Regions from separate parts of the Homo sapiens genome. Here region 1 is linked to region 2. A link is an interaction called in ENCODE POLR2A ChIA-PET data of the cell type or tissue named here. Cell type or tissue: K562. All regions are shown on one strand. Each heading gives the region's core, and the rest is flanking DNA. Links, peaks and the distances in the headings are about the cores only.

What was found. ChIA-PET counts read pairs that join two places held together with the same protein. Peaks named below come from ENCODE experiments on the same cell type or tissue, not always from the same donor. Only the 100,000 strongest peaks of a DNase experiment are listed, where the experiment ranks them.
Region 1: POLR2A ChIA-PET joins it to region 2 with 6 read pairs; 7 of 35 experiments call an interaction of 5 or more read pairs at or near these places.

The regions. Positions count from the first base shown.
Region 1 is chr10:73,369,774-73,372,685 of GRCh38, forward strand. No RefSeq gene overlaps it. Among named protein-coding and RNA genes, the nearest start is that of CFAP70, 12 kb to the left of the region's middle. In K562, for the core only: no CTCF peak of the experiment used is centred there; no DNase peak of the experiment used is centred there.
Region 2 is chr10:73,244,995-73,247,884 of GRCh38, forward strand. It overlaps DNAJC9 (DnaJ heat shock protein family (Hsp40) member C9), which reads right to left and starts at 2,261. Exons shown (of 5, transcript NM_015190.5): 1 at 2,016-2,261; 2 at 1,694-1,834; 3 at 928-1,182. The coding sequence starts at 2,195. DNAJC9-AS1 (DNAJC9 and MRPS16 antisense RNA 1) reads left to right here and starts at 2,373. Exons shown (of 4, transcript NR_038373.1): 1 at 2,373-2,389. RefSeq lists enhancers at 1,703-2,890, 2,168-2,507 and a silencer at 1,818-1,967. In K562, for the core only: CTCF peaks have their summits at 2,072 (motif pointing left) and 2,837; DNase peaks (open chromatin) are centred at 1,917 and 2,337; H3K4me3 peaks cover 2,500 bases.

The sequences.
Region 1 (2,912 bases), core at 252-2,751, 120 kb after region 2:
TATAATTTTCAATGAAAAAAATCACAAGGCATACAAAGAAACAGGAAACTATCCCCAATCAAAAGCAAAAATAAACAGAAACTGTCTCTAAAAAAAGACCTGGTGACAGATCTATTACACAAAAAAATTTTAAAACCTGTCTTAAAGGCTGGGTGTGGTGGTTCATGCCTATAATTCCAGCACTTTGGGAGGCCAAGGCAAGAGGATCACTTGAGGCTGGGAGTTCAAGAGCAGCCTGGGTAACACAGTGAGACCCTGTCTCTTAGAGAAAAAAAAAAAAAAAAGAAGAAGAAGAATTAAAAAATAAGCCAGCCAGGTGCAGTGGCCTGTGTCTATAGTCCTAACTAGCTACTTGGGATGTTGAGGCAGAAGGCTCACTTTGAGCCCTGGAGTTTGAGGCTGCAGTGAGCTTGGATTGTGCCACTGCACTCCAGCCTGGGTGACAGAGCGAGACCCTTGTCTCAAAACACAAAAACAAAAAACTGTCTTAAAGATATAAGGCCAGGTGTGGTGGTGGCTCATGCCTGTAATCCCAACACTTTGGGAAGCCAAGGTGGGCAGATCACTTGAGCCCAGGAGTTTGAAACCAGCCTGGGCAACACAGTGAAACTCCATCTCTACTAAAAAATACAAAAAATTAGCTGGATGTGGTGGCACACACCTGTAGTCCCAGCTACTTGGAGTCTGACATGGGAGATCAACTGAGCCAGGTAAGTCGAGGCTGCAGTTAAGCTGTGATTGCGCCACTGCACTCTAGCCTGTGCGACAGGAGTGAGGCCCTGTCTCAAAAAAATAAAATAAAATAAAAGAGATGATCAAAAAACTAAAGGAAGATATGGAAAAAGCCAAGAAAATGATGTATAAAGAAAATGGAAATATCAATAAAGAGATAGAAAACCTAAAAAGAAACCAAACAAATTCTGGAGCTGAAAAATACAATAACTGAAATGCAAAAATTCACTAGCAGGATTCAAAGGCAGATTTAAACAAGCAAAAAAAAGAGTAAGTCAAATTGGAGACAGGACAATGGAAACTGAGTCTGAAAAACAGAAAGAAAAAAGATTGAGGAAAAGTGAACAGAGCCTAACGGACCTGTGAAACACCATCAAGTGGACCATCATACACATTGTGGGAATTCTAATGGGCAAGAAATAGGAAGAGAAAATATTTGAAGAAATAATGGCTTAAAAGCTTCCCAAGTTCTATGAGACATGAATATAAACACCCAAGCAGCTCAATGAACTCCAAGTAGATGAACTTAAAGAGAGCCACATTAAGACACATTTTAATCAATCGAAGTTTCTTTTTTTTTTTTTTTTAAGATGGAGTCTCGCTCTGTCACGCAGGCTGGAGTGCAGTGGCACGATCTCGGCTCACTGCAAGCTCTGTCTCCCGGGTTCATGCCATTCTCCTGCCTCAGCCTCCCGAGTAGCTGGGACTACAGGCGCCCACCACCACGCCCAGCTAATTTTTTGTATTTTCAGTCGAGACAGGGTTTCACAGTGTTAGCCAGGATGGTCTTGATCTCCTGACCTCGTGATCCGCCTGCCTCAGCCTCCCAAAGTGCTGGGATTACAGACGTGAGCCACCGTGCCCAGCCTTTAATCAAACTTTCTAAATCCAAAGAGAGAATCCTGAAATCAGCAAGAGAGAAGTGATTTGCCACATACAAGATATTTTTAATAAGATTATCAGCAGATTTCTCATCAGAAAGAATTGGATGATATAGTTAAAGTGCTAAAAAAAAAATTGTCGACCCAAGAATCCTATATCTGGCAAAACTGTCCTTAAAAAGTGAGGAAGAAATTTAGACATTCCTAGATAAAAGCTGGGAAAGTTCATTACCACTAGACCTGCCCTACAAGAAATGCTCAAAGAAGTCCTAGTCCTGCAGGATGAAATGAAAGGAGACTAGACAGTAACTTGAAGCCACATGAAGAAATAAAGATCTCAATAAAGGGTAAATACATGGGCAATTATAAAAGCTAATGTTATTGTAATAATAGTCTGTGACGATACTTTTGGTTTTCTACATGATTTGAGATGAACACATTAAAAAAAACTAAACACTAGCATAACTGTAATTTTGGTTTGTAACTCCAAATTTTGTATTCTACGTAATTTAAGAAACTAATGTATTTAAAAGAATTAGTTTATGTTTTGGGTCACACAATGTAAAAAGATGTAATTTTGTGACATCAACCAAAAGGGGTGAGGACACAGCTGTTAGAAGAGTTTGTATATGTCACTGAAGCTGGCATAAATTTAGTGTTATAACTTTAGGATGTTAAATGTTATCCCCATGGTAACCACAGAGAAAATAGCTATAGAATATACACAAAACAAAGGGAAATGAATTTAAATGTTTCACTACAAAACAACTAAACACAAAAGACAGTAATGCAGGAAATGAGGGACAAAAAAGCAGTAAGCCATATGGAGAACAAATAGCAATACAACAGAAGTTCTTATCAGTAATTACTTTAAATGTAAATAGATTACATTTTCTTTTTTTTAATTTTTATTTTTGAGATGGAGTCTCGCTCTGTAGCCCAGGCTGGATTGTAGTGGCATGATCTCAGCTCCCTACAACCTCCACCTCCTGGGTTCAAGCAATTCTCCTACCTCAGCCTCCCGAGTAGCTGGGATTATAGGCGCATGCCACCACACCCGGCTAATTTTTGTATTTTTTGTAGAGACGGGGTCTCACCATGTTGGCTAGGCTGGTCTTGAACTCCTGATCTCAAGTGATCCGCTGGCCTCAGCCTCCCAAAGTGCTGGAATTACAGGTGTGAGCTACCACGCCCAGCCAGGATTAAACGTTCTAATCAAAAGACAAAGACTGGGCTGGGCGCGGTGGCTCACGCCTGTAATCCCAGCACTTTGGGAGGCTGAGGCGGGTGGATCACGAG
Region 2 (2,890 bases), core at 391-2,890:
TACTGTGAATGCAGCTGTGCTCAGTTTCATCTCAGGAAATGATGAACGACTTAAGATAATTGTCAGCTTGAGTCTTAGCAGATGTAGCCTATGAACCAAAATGGTCTTGATATACACTCCACCGTTCCCCTCAAGCTCACCAGAAAGGGTGCAGCCTCTTATCTAGGCAAAACAGGCCCTTCAAATTTTCACCGGAAACAAAAAGGTCAGCTTTCTCTCTGCCAGCGTCTCTTATGTAAAAGCTGCAGAAAAGTTCCTGAGGGCACTCAGGAAGGCAGCAGTGGTCCTAAAAGTTGTGTGCTCCTTAAGAGAATCTAACGCCCGATGATCTAAGGTTTCATCCTGAACCACCCCCCCAACTCTCCTCACCCCCACTGTCACTGGAAAAACTGTCTTCCACAAAACAGGTACCTGGTATCAAAAAGGCTGGGGACCGCTAAGCTAAAGTTTTTCTTTAAAAAAAAAAAAAAGAAAAGAAAAATTCTGTATCCAACTCAAGAATCAAATTCGGGGCAAAGGCCCAAACATCTGCACTTTTAACAAGACGGTGTCTGCCATTCTCTTCTTACCCCCTCAACCGAGTAAGGATCACTGCCCATCCTGTGTACCCGGGTTCCACTAACTTTATCTCCTGAGGAATGCCTCAGGAATGCTACAAGAATTGGCCTACATGAAAAAATATTTCAGTGCTACTTTACTATGGTAATATTTAAACAATCTATGCAATAAAAATCATCTTGAGCACAACATGCTAGAAAAAGTTTCTCTTGATGAACTGGTATGCCCATTTTATTAGATCGAAACTATAGACCAAGTTAACCCTAGTCCTTATTTCTGGAGTTTTATGTTTACTTCTACTGCTGTAAATACTCTCAAATCCTTTTTGGAAGCAGTCAAAATATAAATCCACAGTATTCAAAATCTTACCCTCCTTTTCCTTGCATTCATCTTTTGTTTCGATTCTTTGACAAAGGCATTATAGGATGGGACCTCTCCGGCGTCAATAGCTTGCTGAATGATATTCCTTATCCTGGGTTCCTCTGTGTACTGCACGCAAAGCACAGACTCCATGATCTGATCCATGTCACCCTTGAAGTCCAGATAGGCCTGCTTAATATCAGCCAGCTCTTCTTCCGAACCTTTGTATGTCTTTTCAAAAGCTTGAATGTCCTCTAAAGATATCTGATGATAAAGGAGATTTGCTTTAACTTTGGGAATTTTACTTTAAATAAAACGTACGTTAGTAAAACTAGAGTTGGGTGTTGAATTGCTGCAATACAACAGTTGCTTGAGTTGAAATTATTGAACCAGATTTTCTATGCCTAAGCTTCTCCGGAGTCCTCCTTTTTAAATCCAATCTTCATTAACTGCTAACTAGGGACCAGGGAAGGGAAATTTAAGTGAAATTTCCAAGAGTGAGAGGTGATCCGGAATCAGGACTTACATTTGGATATGTAAAATAAAGCGCATCCGGCAAAAAAAATAAATCGGCCCTTTTCAGTGCAACAATCACATTAACAGGAAATTTAAAGCCCGTTTCAGTAAGCGTGCGTGTATCTGTATTTCAAGGCCAAACTCAAAATTCCTAATTCCTACAAAATTAACACAAAATACAAGATCTTAGAGGCAGTCAATAAAGGTTTGTTGATTGAATGATGGTAACAGTCACAAAGAAACCTCCAGAGTCCTTTACCTTTTTAAAGAGTAGCCGCCAATACGCCTCCCAGTCTCGGTCTTGGGTGAGCACAGGAGAGTCCTCGTCCACTGTTCCCTGCTCATCGTACACTGCTCTCTGTTCTCTGTCACTGAGAACGGAATAGACTTTTCCCAGGATCTGAGGGCAAAGAGTATCCGTAAATCACCCCTGCTCCTCCCACCGAAACGGCGGCGCGAGAAATAAAGATCAGAAGGCGCCAAGCGGAGCTCAGCGCGCTCCCCCGGGGCGGGGCCCGGTAGCCAAAAGGCTAGGGGGAGGCCCGCGCAGCCGGTCGGCTTCGGGGCGGGACCCTGCATACCTGGAAGCGGCGGGTGGCGTCCTCCTTGTCGCCCTCACCCACCCGGTCCGGGTGTACCTGCAGGGACACCTTGTGGTAGCCTCGTCGGACCTCGCCGTCGGAGGCCTCGCGTCGCACGCCCAGCACCCGGTAAAGGTCGGCGGTGCCGAACACTTCCTCGCAAAGGTCCAGCAGCCCCATGCCGGGCGGAGATACGACCCCGGAGGAAGCAGCCGCTCCCAGCTGCGCCGGGTACAACCCAGGACTGCTTCTTTTTCGCGCCCAAAAAGCCCAGGGCGCCTGCGTCACAAGCACTGAAGGGGCGTGGCCACGCCGCGCATCCGCGCTTTACGGCGGCCGCAAAATGAGGTGTGGCGAGTCAGGCGCGGGCCCGGGTAAGTAACGCCGGCATGTGGAGTCACAGTCCCCGGCCGCGCGCAGGAGCTAGGTCTTCAGGGAAGTGATGTTGCTCGGGTCTCTCCTCCCCTTGCTCTGGAAATCTGGCGTCCGTCTTACCTTTTAGTGTCCAAGAACAACTTTTTCAAAAAGTTCATATATTAGCTTGAATTTACAAACTGCTGGCCTATTTTTTTAAGTAGAAAACGGCCAAACATCAGCATTCAGCAGTTACACATGGTTCAACTTAACAGATGTGTTTTTTCAAAAATGTTCTTGAAAGGAATAGGTAAAGCTGTAGACCCAAATAATTTTGCACCCCACTGGTTGGAAATGCTGGGGTACTTTCCCTCTAGCCCTGTAGGAAAAAACCCTATACTGAAACCCAAAAAGCACAAAACACGGGTCTTCCAAAAACTCTTACCTAATAGGACTTTCACCTTACACATTGGTGGAGAGAGATAACATGACCCAAGCCTCCGTCTTAATAACATAAACTG